Regions from separate parts of the Homo sapiens genome. Here regions 2 and 3 are each linked to region 1. Evidence: chromatin contacts called from ENCODE Hi-C or POLR2A ChIA-PET data. All regions are on one chromosome and are shown on one strand. Each heading gives the region's core, a stretch centred on a gene start or an enhancer-like site at or near the end of the contact. The rest is flanking DNA. Distances are from core to core; before and after follow the strand shown. Region 1 holds the start of NUDT5 (nudix hydrolase 5). Region 2 holds the start of SEPHS1 (selenophosphate synthetase 1). Region 3 holds the start of PRPF18 (pre-mRNA processing factor 18).

Region 1 (3,839 bases), core at 382-2,881:
ATTCCTATCTTCATTAGAAAACATCTGACCTAAATAAATCCCCCATCGATGCTAACATCTCCTTCCGCGCAATTTTTTACTTTCTAAGTCAAATCAAAACAATTATTTGAGCGACTGCTCCTGTCTGCCATTAAGTCTTTCTGGCACCACCCTCCAGACATATATACAATATTGCTTCTTTCCCTCAAATCAGAAAGGACTGCATAGTTCCGGATCAAGGCATAAATGATGAATCATGACTGTCCATCCCCACCAACATACTCTGCAACATTATAATCTATTTACCTCTGCTTTGAAAATGTATTCTTTAAAGCACTGCTTCCAACTAGCCACTTAGCCAGTAACATTTTTGAGAAAAACAAAACACAACCCAAAACAATGTATATATTCCTGGGGGGAAGAGTTTCTAACTCAAAATACGCAGATAATTGTTTATTATTCTAAGGAACACCCTTCTGAAGAGGCCTGCAGTCGGTGGGGCTGTTTCTAATTTAAAACTACTTAGGTGAACCAGGAAGAATGTACATTTAAGGAGATACTTTTAGACGCAGATGCCTCGCGCAAGCCTAAAGCTCGTGTGGTAAGCGACACGACTAGGGGTTAAAAGCGGCTGGTTGGTAGGCCCGGGGCCGTGGCTCACGCCTTGTAAACCCAGCACTTTGGGAGGCTGAGGCGGGCAGATCACCTAAGGTTAGGAGTTCGAGACCAGCCTGGCAAATATGGTGAAACGCCGTCTCTACTAAAAACACAAAAATTAGCCGGCGTAGTGGCGCGCGCGCGCTCTCAGCTACTCGAGAAGCTAAGGCAGGAGAATCACTTAAACCCAGGAGGCGGAGGTTGCAGTGAGCCAAGATTGCGCCACTGCACTCCAATCTGGGCACAGAGTGAGACTCCGTCTCAAATAAATAAATAAAAGCAGCTAGTTACTTCTCATTCTTTTAACGAAACAAACAAAACTGAACTTTGCTGGGTGACAGGAGTGAAGCAAAGGAAAAAACGATAGTACAAGTTCGATTCGAATTCTTCCAGTCTTATGATTCGATCATCGCAGGAATACTGATAAAAATCTGCGTTTTTTCCAGGTTGACAACTTTTGCGAGGCCAGACTAAACGAATTCAGCGCTCCAAGGAGACTCCTCTTTCCTCTGCTTTCTCACATTTACCTCTCGCCTTTTACCTCCCAAAGTCGAACCCTCCAGGATCGTACAGGCGGTATTCCCTCTACCAAGCATTCTACTCCTCTGCAGATGCTGCAATCTTTACACTGGAACTAACACTTAGCTGTGGTGTTCCCCGCTTTCTTTACTCGGAGTAGCCCAGGCTCTTCCTCTCCAATCCACAATTTCCCTCCAATCCCCAGTTTCCCTCTTGGGCGCCTGGACGCGTGCCCAGCCGCAGCCTGGGAGACACCGCGCGGCTGCACGCACCATGCAGATGTGGTCCCTTTCCCCTTCTTCTTCTCCTCCCCAAAGAGGTTTTGTGCTGTGACTGGCTTGCCCCGGTTACTTACTCCAAGGTGTAGGGGTGAAGAACGGAAGAGGACGAAATAACTAGCTGGAGGCAGCAGTGTCAGCCGATGCCGGTGCCACGGCTCGAAACACCGGCGCCTCTCGCGGTGCTAAAAGGATGGGCGCGCACCCTCCTTCCGGCATCCGTAGAACCCCCGCCTTTGACCTAGCTTCAGGAGATTACTTTCCGGGTCAGCGTGCGTTTAGGGCGAAGACGGAGTTGTAAACTTCTTAAAATTCCTCTCTCGACACTTCGGTAATTCCTCTTTCGAGACTAAAGCTCTTTTTGTATGCGTGTGTGTCAAGCGTATGCCCCGGGATTCTCCTCCGCTTCCTTTTCTCGGTCTTCCTTCTTGCTTTAGGGACCGGAAGAGTCCTTGAACCAAAATAGCTCGGCGGGCACTTCCGGGGCCGGCGCCCAGAGTTCCGGGAGGGTGCAGGCAGGAGAGGGAAAGGCAGCAGCGGCGGCAGCTGGAGGATGAAGAAGGAGCATGTGCTTCACTGCCAGTTCTCCGCGTGGTACCCGTTCTTCCGAGGCGTTACCATCAAGAGGTGAGATGGGAGGGGGTTCGCCCGGTCGACCGGCAAAAGGGAACTGCGACTTCTGAGCGAATCTTACTGCTATCCAAAAAAATGCAGGCCTTCTAGCGACTGCATGGGAGGGAGTGTGTCGAGAGGGAAGTACATCAGCAATTGTCTGCGTCCTGTTGCGAGCCAGCGAGTGTGCTGGCTAGGAGGGTCAGTTGTGGTTTTCAGTGAGGGTCGGAGGCGGGAGGAATAGTGGATTAACCTAGTTTAGGCTTGGGAGTTCACCACCACTACTTTTAGAATGGCCCCAGGCGCAAGGTGATCACTGCCTAAGTGCACTCGGAGAATTAATTGCTTTTCGCCATCACCCCAGAGGATGGAGATTGGGAAGGTGAAAGGATACGTAATTACAGTTAGATACGAGAACAAGTTCACAGATATGTCGTACAGCATGGAGGCTATAGTTAATGACGATATACGTATTCTTGAAAAACGGAGAGTGGATGTTAGTGTTCTCACCACAAAAATAACTATGTTAGGCAATGCATTTGTTAGCTAAATTTATTCCACAGTGTATATATACTTAAAAACATCAGGTAGGCGGCAAGTATTAATATATACAATTTCATCTCTCAGTTTTTTTAAAGGCGTTGATAGAAAATCTGGGCTTTGCACTTAACTGATTTTCTGAGCCAACATTTCAGTAATTGCTGATTCATTATATGATGGTTTCATTCAATAAAGATCGGATATGTACTTGAAAATGTGTAACTGGCTTAGAATGGTTAAAATGTATAAGAAAAGTTTCAAGTTCTTAAATAGTATTGGAATGTGTGGTAGAACCTTAGATTCATTGTACTTAACAATTTCGCTTGTTAGCTTTGTAAGAGTAAAATACTTAGGAAGGCTTATTTGTAATCAGCAAATAGACATATTAAGAAAGAAAATTGAGTGGTTTATGAATAGAATTTAAAATTTTAAAGAGACTTTTAAGTTGCAAAGTTTCGCTTGAAATTGTTTAAAATTTAGTAGATTTTCAAACGTAATAAGATTTGTTAGAAGAAATTAAAAGCCTGAAGAACTAGATTTTTTTTTTTTGAGACAGAGTTTTGTTCTGTCGCCCAAGCTGGAGTGCAGTGGCAGCGATCTTGGCTCACTGCAAGCTTCCCTTCCCGAGTTCACGCCATTCTCCTGCCTCAGCTTCCTGAGTAGCTGGGACTACAGGCGCCCGCCACCACCCCCGGCTAATTTTTTGTATTTTTAGTAGAGGCGGGGTTTTCACCGTGTTAGCCAGGATGGTCTCGATTGCCTGACCTCGTGATCCGCCCGCCTCGGCCTCCCAAAGTGCTGGGATTACAGGTGTGAGCCACCGCGCCCGGCCAGAACTAGATTTTTGAATGTGAAATTGTACCTTTGATAAATCAAATATTTATTTTTAAAACCGAAGTTTTTGCTCTGTCGCCCAAGCTGGAGTGCAGTGGCAGTGATCTTTTATTTATTTAAAAATAAATAAAAATACTTATTTTTAAAACCGAAGTAGCCCATGAATACTCTTTTTTGTGCAAAAAAACCATTTGTAATGTGCCAAAAAAAACTTCTTCCATAAATAAATGAGACATGTTATAAGTCATTGATGTTCTGTTAACTTCGGGAAAGCAGGCTGTAATCTTTTCCACTTTTTGAAGATGTATATGCCTCAAAATCAAAATAATACCAGCACTCTTAGGGATCTGTGGTAGGGCTTTTTGATAATTTATTATTTCAAGGTAAAAAACAAATTATCCCATAAGTTTTTAAGAGACT
Region 2 (3,924 bases), core at 687-3,186, 1.2 Mb after region 1:
TCCCATTTATAGAGTTTTCCATCCCTTGGGACGCACATCGCTCATATAAATCTCACGAAGCCCGAGTTTGGGCAGTAATCCAAACCGTCTTCACAAAAACACGGTTTGGGATGAGCAATGATTTCGGTGGGAAACGTAACAACTGAGCAGGAGTCAGCCTTCGAACACGATTCCAAGAAGTCTCCCTGCCCAAAAAGAGCAGGCGCTGGCCGCAAGTGACAAGAGACGAGAATTTTGAAGCCATCTTAGAGTTATGGGAAAGTTTGAATACCACTTTGACTTGGAAGGCGTTTTCAACAAAAACAACAAAGTCCTTTCCTCAAAAAACACCTCGCATTTAACACAGCCTCACCCCTACCAGGAAAAAAAAAAGAAAAAGAAAAAATCCAACTCACGAGGCATCCAGTTATTTTCCTACCTCCTATCTATTCCTCTCCTGGCTCCCAAAAAGGTGGGGAGGGGAATTGTGTGGCTATCACTTCCTTTTAAATTACTATCTTCTCAAGAGTTTTAAGGGTGGAAAAAAGTTTAAAACACCTTGTATCAGGAAGGCGCTCAGATTTAAAATTCCAAATGGTACTAAGGACACAAATCAGCCTCACATCCTAATGAAAAAAGTACTAGATTCTTACATTTTTGGAGGGCATGGGAAGGGGGAGGGGGTTCTGGGGGAAATGTGCAGTGATTAGGGAACCAGGGGGATCCATTTGCATTAATAAGGGACGGTGCCCGGCGACCCCGCAGCCACATGTTTACGCCTTTAAAACAATGGCATGAATATTTAAAGCAACGTTTAGCCCTTTCCTTCCCGGGCACATTTCCATGGTTTGGTTTTTTTTTTTCTTCCAACGAGCGTGGGGAGCCGGGGAGCCGGTCAGCGGGGTGGGCCCGGCGCGCTGCCCCGCCAACCCCGGACCTACCTCCCCGCCGGCCCCGCACAATGGGGCGCGCTCTCCAGGACGCCCGCGTCGGAGGCGGCCGGGGAGGGGAGCAAGGAACCCGGGGACACCTTCGGGCTCAGGCTCAGGCTCAGGCCCTCGCCGCCGCCTCGGAAGGCCCAGCAGGCCCGGGCTGCGGGCCGGCGGCGGGGCGGAGGCGGCAGCTCGGGGCCCCGGCCGGGCCATCCCTGTTCGGGCCGGCGGGAGGCGGCGGGAGCCGGCGGGCACCGCGCGTGCGGCCCAGGAGCCGGGGAGGACGCCGGGACGCACCCGCCCCGGGTCGACAGGGCCCGCGCGGAGAAAAGGGGAGGCGGGGAGGCCCCGGAGGCACCCCGCGACCCCAGGCCGGCCGCTCCCGCCGCGCGCACGGGCCGCCGCCGCCGCCGCGCAAAAATGTCGGCGGGCGAAAAAATTAACCCCTGCGTGGCCGCCGCCGCCCTCCCCTCCGCTCCTCCCCGCCCTCCCTCCCTCCTTCCCCGGCCCCGCGCGGCGGCGGCGGCGGCGCGGGCGGCGCTTCTTTTTTAAAGCGGCCCCACCAAGCCCGGCGCTGCCCCTCTCCAGGCAGGGCTGGCGGGGCCGGCGGCGCGCGGCTCCCCGGCGGTCCCGGGCGGCCCGGAGGGGGATTTGCAACGGCCGCCGCGGGCCTGCGGACCCAGATTCCCCTTTAAGCCTGCGCCTCCCCCCCGCGCCGGGCCCGCCGCTTACCGGCTCGCTTTGCGCCCTCCGCCTCCTCCCGAAAACGGGCCGCGGGCCGCTCCCACAATGCACCGGGCGCGGCCGGGCTCCCTTAAGCGTCGCCTGAATAAAAATGCCGCGCCCGGCGGCGGCGGCGGCGGCGGGGGCCCGGGCCCGCGCCTGGGCGCCGCGGGGGCTCGCCTGCCTCGGCGCGGCCCTGCGGGAGCCGGGCCGCCGCGCTCCCGCCGGCTGGGCGCGCGGGGGTCCTTTAAGGCCGGCCACCTCCCTTTAAGAGGCGGCCCTGGCTGCTGGGTGGCGGCGTGCGGCCCGGGAAGGGGGCGGGGGCGCCGTGCAGCCCCGAGCGCGGCAATGATTGGTCTCGGGGGAGGGGTGGGGGGTTGCAAACCCGAGGAGCGGTGGCATCCGTTGCATGATGCAAAAAAGGATTGATTTCAAAAGTTGCGAGTTGCATTGGCAGCCGCCCTTGGCGCCCGGGCCACCTTTTTCCCGGGCCCCGCTGCAAGGGCCGGGAACGTTTCCGCCACCTGGCCGGGCTCGACCGCGCGGCGCTCTGCGGGGCGCTGTCCCCGCTCCCCGAGTGCGCAGCGGAGCGTCCTGGAAGACAATGACCATGGGAACAATTTGCACAGGAGGCTAGGAGCCCAGGAAAAGCCGCCTGGGCGCCAGGCAGAGGTTTTTTGAAAACACAAACGGCGCGTTAGATGCTTGGGGACTCCCAGCATCTGTCCTTCCTATTGTTTAGCTCGGCTCCGGAGTTCACGGGAGCCTCGTGAAATGTGGAGACGTCCTGCAAAGTTTCTTGAACACTTCATGTGCGTGGTAGGAAGTCGAGGAAAAAGGTTTACGGTTCCCCGCTGGTTGCATTGTTTGTCCTGCACATGTTCGAGCGAACATGGCAGCCGCAACCCTGGATGTGTTCGAATTGACATCGAGGGGGGAGCTTCACGTCGTGAAATAACTTTTTTCTGGGCTTTCGAGATTCTAAAGCATTGCTGATGAAAATAAACCAAATACTTTCAGATATCGTTTAGGGCTTCTCTCTAAAACAGCAGTGTGCAGGAATGCCGATCGAACTTTTCTAGGCAGTAGGTCAGCATTTTCCAAATGTTATTTGGGAGCAGAAATGTTTTGGGTCACTGGACCGTGCTTTACGTGGCACGGCAGGTTGGCACGCTACGCAGATGCCCTTTTCGTTAACATTTCCGCTTGCCAGTTGCTCCGGGTTTTAATCCTGGGCTGGATGCAGAAGTGATGCCACCTCGAAGACAGGCTGCTCCTGTCTTTGTGTACTTTCTTCATACCCTGTAGTAAGTTTGCAAAGAACGTGTTAGTCTGCATTCTTTTATTTTATATTTATTTATTTATTTATTTTGAGACGGAGTCCCACTCTGTCGCCAGGCTGGAGTGCAGTGGCGCGATCTCGGCTCACTGCAACCTCCGCCTCCTGGGTTCAGGTGATTCTCCTGCCTCAGCCTCCCCAGTAGCTGGGATTACAGGCGCCTGCCACTGGAGGATGGCTTCTCCCAGAGGGGAAGACAGGGTCACGGTTCTCATTAAGAGGGTATTGTACTAGTCAAGCCCGGAGATGTACTTGAACTGAAAGCAAGGGGAATGCAGCCCAGGGAAGGGATTTGGTGTGATTTAGCACGTAGGAAGGAGAGGAAGAAGGATAAGATGACCCCCAGGTTTCCAGTTTGCGGGGGTGGGGGGTGGGGGAGGGAATGAGGAGCGATGCTAATAATTTATCTAAGAACTGCTGAAAGGCAAACAAGTTTCGGGGTGAGTTCAGCTTTGGAAATGTTAAATCTGAGGTCTGCCGGATGGTGTGGGGGTGGGGCTCAGAGTTGCAAATCTCAGGTCTGCCGGATATTCCAGACCAAAGTTAATAGGGAAACAGGTCCGGAATTTGGTGTGGGGATGGGGCTCAGAGATGCAAATCTGGGTGCCATCAGCATGTAAATGGTGTTCGAAGCCTCCGTAAGAGGTGAGATTAACCCCGAAGGGAGAGCTCAGGAAAAAAGTGAAAGAGACCTTGGACAGAGCTCTGCAGAACTTGGAAATCAAGTGGCTGGGCGGGACAGAGGCCGATCCCCGCTGCGTCGGTGGGAGGCCACCATCCTCAGAACCGACTCTTCCTCCCCGCCTCCACCCACCACGAGCTCACCGGGAAGCAGTTCTCTGCCGCAGAGGCCGTAAGCCACAGATGCCTTACTTCATCCAGGGCCACACTACAGCCTTGGCCCAGATCATCTGGCAGAGTCATGCATCCTTTTCTTTGCCGGTGATGAGA
Region 3 (3,941 bases), core at 166-2,665, 1.4 Mb after region 1:
TTAACCCTTCAGGTTTTTTTTGTGTCTAACAATCCCTAATCCCTAAATCAGGAAAATGCTAATAAATTATTATTTGCTCATTGATTAGTGAGGGAAACCCATATTCATGCAAGAGTGTTGCCATATTTAGTTCAAGGACATTTTCCTGTGTTGGCTTATTTCTGGCAAAAGTCAGGTATATTTTATTTTATTTTGTTTTGTTTTTGAGACAAAGTCTTGCTCTATCACCCAGGCTGGACTGCAGTGGCATGATCCCGGCTCACTGCAACCTCCATCTCCCGGATTCAAGCAATTCTCCTGTCTCAGCCTCCTGAGTAGCTAGGACTATAGGCACCTGCCACCACGCCTGGCTAATTTTTGTATTTTTAGTAGAGACGGGATTTCACCATGCTGGCCAGGCTGGTCTTGAACTCCTGACCTCAGGTGATCTGTCCACCTCGGCCTCCCAAAGTTCTGGGATTACAGGGGTGAGCCACCCCGTCTGGCCTCAGATATCTTTTAGATGAAGTATCACCCCCCACAAAAGACTTTCTAAATTGAAATAATTCAATTGTTCATTTTTTTGTTTTGTAAAGCATTTTACCCATTATCAGCTGACTCAACAAAATGATATTTCTTACCTTTTTTGAGTAAGAAAAACGAAATGTCAAATATTGTTCAATTATGATTTCACAAAAACAATTTTTAAACGTGCTTCAATGACATGAAAAAAATAAGTCCACTGTAAACAAATGTTAGGGACTTAAAAAATCTCTGACATAATTTTTCTCTTCAATTTAACTTTTTTTCCCTTGGGTTGGATTTAAAAAAAAAAAAGGAATTTCTGATTACATCTCCAATCATGTCACTGAAAAATCTTGATTGCTGAACACATGACCAAAAAATGATTAGTTAGCTTGAGGTAAATGTTCAATTATCACCAAGATTGGTAAGCAATCTAAAACAGAGGGAGTGAAGATAAATTGACTTCCAAACTGCTTTAAATGGTTGTAGTCGTTTAAGTTCACAGGAAATTTAACAGGCTAGTAATGAACAGACAGCCCTTTCACTCTATTGTTACAAGTTAGTATTATTGTTTAGATTTTTCTCATCCTTTTGCAAATTTTGCAAGCAAGTAACTTCAGAAACCCTAATGTAAATTTCCAGTTAATAAAGATCTTGATTTAACTGGCATTATTGAGGTGTTCTTCGAGAGGCTTTTGGAACTCAACTAGCAGGTGCAGAGAGTACTACAAAGACCCGGGTTTCCGTCCACGTTCACGTAAACCTCCCTACGAGGGGAAACTACAGGCGCGCTGCCGGAGGGCGCCGCCAGTGGGCACTCACGCACAGCTGCTTTGGCCACCACAGGCGCCCCGGGCCACTCTCTTCCCTCATCTCTCTCATCCCAGCTTCCGCCGGAAGCGGCTCCTGTCAGTTGTTCTCAGGTGTTTGGGCTTGTTGTTCCGTATACTCAGTGGGTTCGCGGCCGCCGGCCCAGTGAGGCTGGGTTCGAGGAGCTGGAGCGGGAAACTGGAGCTTAAATTCTGGCGGCGAGATGGACATTCTGAAATCAGAGATCCTTCGGAAGCGGCAGCTGGTGGAGGACAGGAACCTGCTGGTGGTGAGGACCCTGCGGTCGTGGGGGTCGGGATGTAAGAGTGAGAGTATGTGTGTCGGGGTTTTGGGGTGAGGGTGACGATACTCAGAGGATTCGGGGCGGGGACGGGGCTTAGCGAGTGTCCTGCCACTACCCCTGGTAGGCCCCCTTAGATCCAACCCTTGGCGTCTCACTGTTGAGGCTGGAGAATAGGGTCTGAGAGCAGGGAACTTGAGTACAATTCGTGCTGACTTCCCAAAGCTGGATCAAAAGGAAAACACCTGGGTCTGGGGGCGGGAACCTGAGGCCAATTAACGCCCACGTCCAAAAGCCAAACCAAAAGAAAAATCCTCATCTTCCCACCACCGAGTAGCAAAGGCTTCAGGCTGCGGCTCTCCCCGCATCCCTGCCTTTCCACCACCTCTCAGATGGGAAGGGAACGTGCCCTGCATTGGCCGTGGGCCAATCACGGGCCATCCCTTCATCTGCATAGGGCGCCAGTTCACCTCAGTCTTTAGCCACAGACCGAACCCTTCATCCAGATACGGGGTAGCTGATAGGGACCTCAGAAGGAGTACCTAAAACCCGGAAAACTTTGTAACCGGGGCCTCGAGCCGCTTGCTCGGGCCCACTCACACCCTGTGGAGTGCTTTCTCGCGTTCATAAGTCCCTACTTTTGCTGCTTCATTCCTGTGTTTTGTTACTTTTTTTGTGCGTTTTGTCCAATTCTTTGTTCAAAACGCCAAGGACCCGGGCAACTTACACTCACGGCCTTCTTTCCGGTAACCACTTGGGAGCCTTAGGGATGCAGGTGTGGGAATTGCAGGAAAACCCGAGGCTTTGTTTGTTTTCCCCCGACTGACCCTGTTTCCCTCCAGTTTACCTAACTGCCCCCTATCCCCGCTCCTACCTGTTGGCATTCTGCGGACGTGCCCCAGTGCTCCTGAGAGTTCCCTTCTGTCGCCTTACGAAGGGTTTGTGCCCAACTGAAACATGGAGGAAGGGCCGCCGGGCGCGGTGGCTCACACCTGTAATCCCCACACTTTGGTGGGCAGATCACCTGAGGTCAGGAGTTCGAGACCAGCCTGGCAAACATGGTGAAACCCCGTCTCTACTAAAAACACCAAAATTAGCTGGGCGTGGTGGTGCGCGCCTGTAATCCCAGCTACTCAGGAGGCTGAGGCCAGAGAATCACTTGAACCCGGGAGGCGGAGGTTGCCGTGAGCCGACATCGCACCACTGCACTCCTGCCTGGGCGACAGAGTGAGACACCGTCTCAAAAAAAAAAAAAAATTCCTTCTAGCCAGGTGTGGTGGTGCGCGCGTCTAGTCCCGGCTGCTTGGGAGACCAAGGCGGGAGGATCGCTTGAGCCCAGGAGTTCAGGCTGCAGTGAGCTATCATCGTGCCACTGCACTCCAGCCTGGGTGAGAGACCGAGTCCCTGTCTCTAAAAAAAAAAAAAAAAAAGTAATAAAATTCCTTTCTAATAGTAAATCCCAATTTTTTAAATTCTATTCCTCCTCCTTCTCTCTTCTTCAACACATGAAAAGTCTGTAGGCCTGCTCTTCACTGATGGGAATGCTAAGACTCTTTTGGAAAGGTACTAAAAAGGGGGAGAAAGAATTACATGATTTAGGAACTTCCTGAAGATGATCTCCCTTACTTTATTGTGTAGCAGTAACTTAGACCGCTGGTTCTCAAAGCTTTTGGTCTCAGGACCCCTTCACACTCTTAAAAGTTACTGAAGATCTTGAAGGACTTTTGTTTATGTGTTATTTCTATCCGTATTTACCATATTAGAAGTTAAAACTGAGAAACGTTAAAAATACTCACTGATCGATCATTTGGAAAACATTGGGTTACTGAATTATGCAGGTCTCCCACCTGTTGACACATTTCATTACAAAATATGAAAAGATCACTTCATTTAATATCCACTGATCTGAGAAACATCTGTAAGCATTAGGAAACTGTCAGGCTCCTGATGACAGATCTAAGTTCACCACACTTAATTTCCACTTGGAAGCTGGAATTTTATCATAGGCAACAAATATTATCAGTTATTTTCTTGAAGTGATCTGCTCACTTTGTTCAGTTTGGGGAAGTTGTCTGCCAAATACCCAAGTCTGAAGAACCATGGTTTGCCGGGTGTTCTTAAGTGTAAAAATGGTATTCCGTGAAAAAGCCAGTTTAGCTTGCAACTCAATTACTTTCCTCCACACAACCAGCAAACTTTAGTATAAATGAGAATTGTTGTATGCATCTTTCCTGTTTTGTCACATAATATTAAAAAGATATGGCCAAAGATCAAGACTTAATAAAAATAGTAATTTTACTCCTTTATCATAAGGAGTAAATTTGTT

The links. A loop is a pair of places that touch in the nucleus more often than their neighbours do. ChIA-PET counts read pairs that join two places held with the same protein, here RNA polymerase II (POLR2A). Pooled maps may share reads with other maps.
Region 2: a map of OCI-LY7 shows a loop between it and region 1 (6-fold over the local background). The contact joins the promoter of SEPHS1 here to the promoter of NUDT5 in region 1. A Hi-C loop is called at or near these places in 3 of 168 maps with a recorded cell type or tissue (CD4-positive, alpha-beta T cell, CD8-positive, alpha-beta T cell and OCI-LY7), 2 of 37 single-sample maps with no recorded cell type and 15 of 50 pooled maps. POLR2A ChIA-PET finds 5 or more read pairs at or near these places in 1 of 52 experiments (WTC11).
Region 3: a loop to region 1 is called in a map of CD8-positive, alpha-beta T cell, with 13 times the contacts of the local background. The contact joins the promoter of PRPF18 here to the promoter of NUDT5 in region 1. A Hi-C loop is called at or near these places in 4 of 168 maps with a recorded cell type or tissue (CD4-positive, alpha-beta T cell, CD8-positive, alpha-beta T cell and naive thymus-derived CD4-positive, alpha-beta T cell) and 11 of 50 pooled maps. POLR2A ChIA-PET finds 5 or more read pairs at or near these places in 1 of 52 experiments (T-cell).

What each region holds. Positions count from the first base shown.
Region 1 is chr10:12,194,260-12,198,098 of GRCh38, forward strand. It overlaps NUDT5 (nudix hydrolase 5), which reads right to left and starts at 1,632. Exons shown (of 10, transcript NM_014142.4): 1 at 1,511-1,632. It overlaps CDC123 (cell division cycle 123), which reads left to right and starts at 1,929. Exons shown (of 13, transcript NM_006023.3): 1 at 1,929-2,060. The coding sequence starts at 1,987. RefSeq lists an enhancer at 1,676-1,945.
Region 2 is chr10:13,346,357-13,350,280 of GRCh38, forward strand. SEPHS1 (selenophosphate synthetase 1) reads right to left here and starts at 1,937. Exons shown (of 9, transcript NM_012247.5): 1 at 1,644-1,937. RefSeq lists silencers at 873-1,702, 1,833-2,052 and enhancers at 2,122-2,912, 2,913-3,704.
Region 3 is chr10:13,585,550-13,589,490 of GRCh38, forward strand. PRPF18 (pre-mRNA processing factor 18) reads left to right here and starts at 1,416. Exons shown (of 10, transcript NM_003675.4): 1 at 1,416-1,603. The coding sequence starts at 1,538. RefSeq lists enhancers at 1,371-1,710, 1,886-2,481.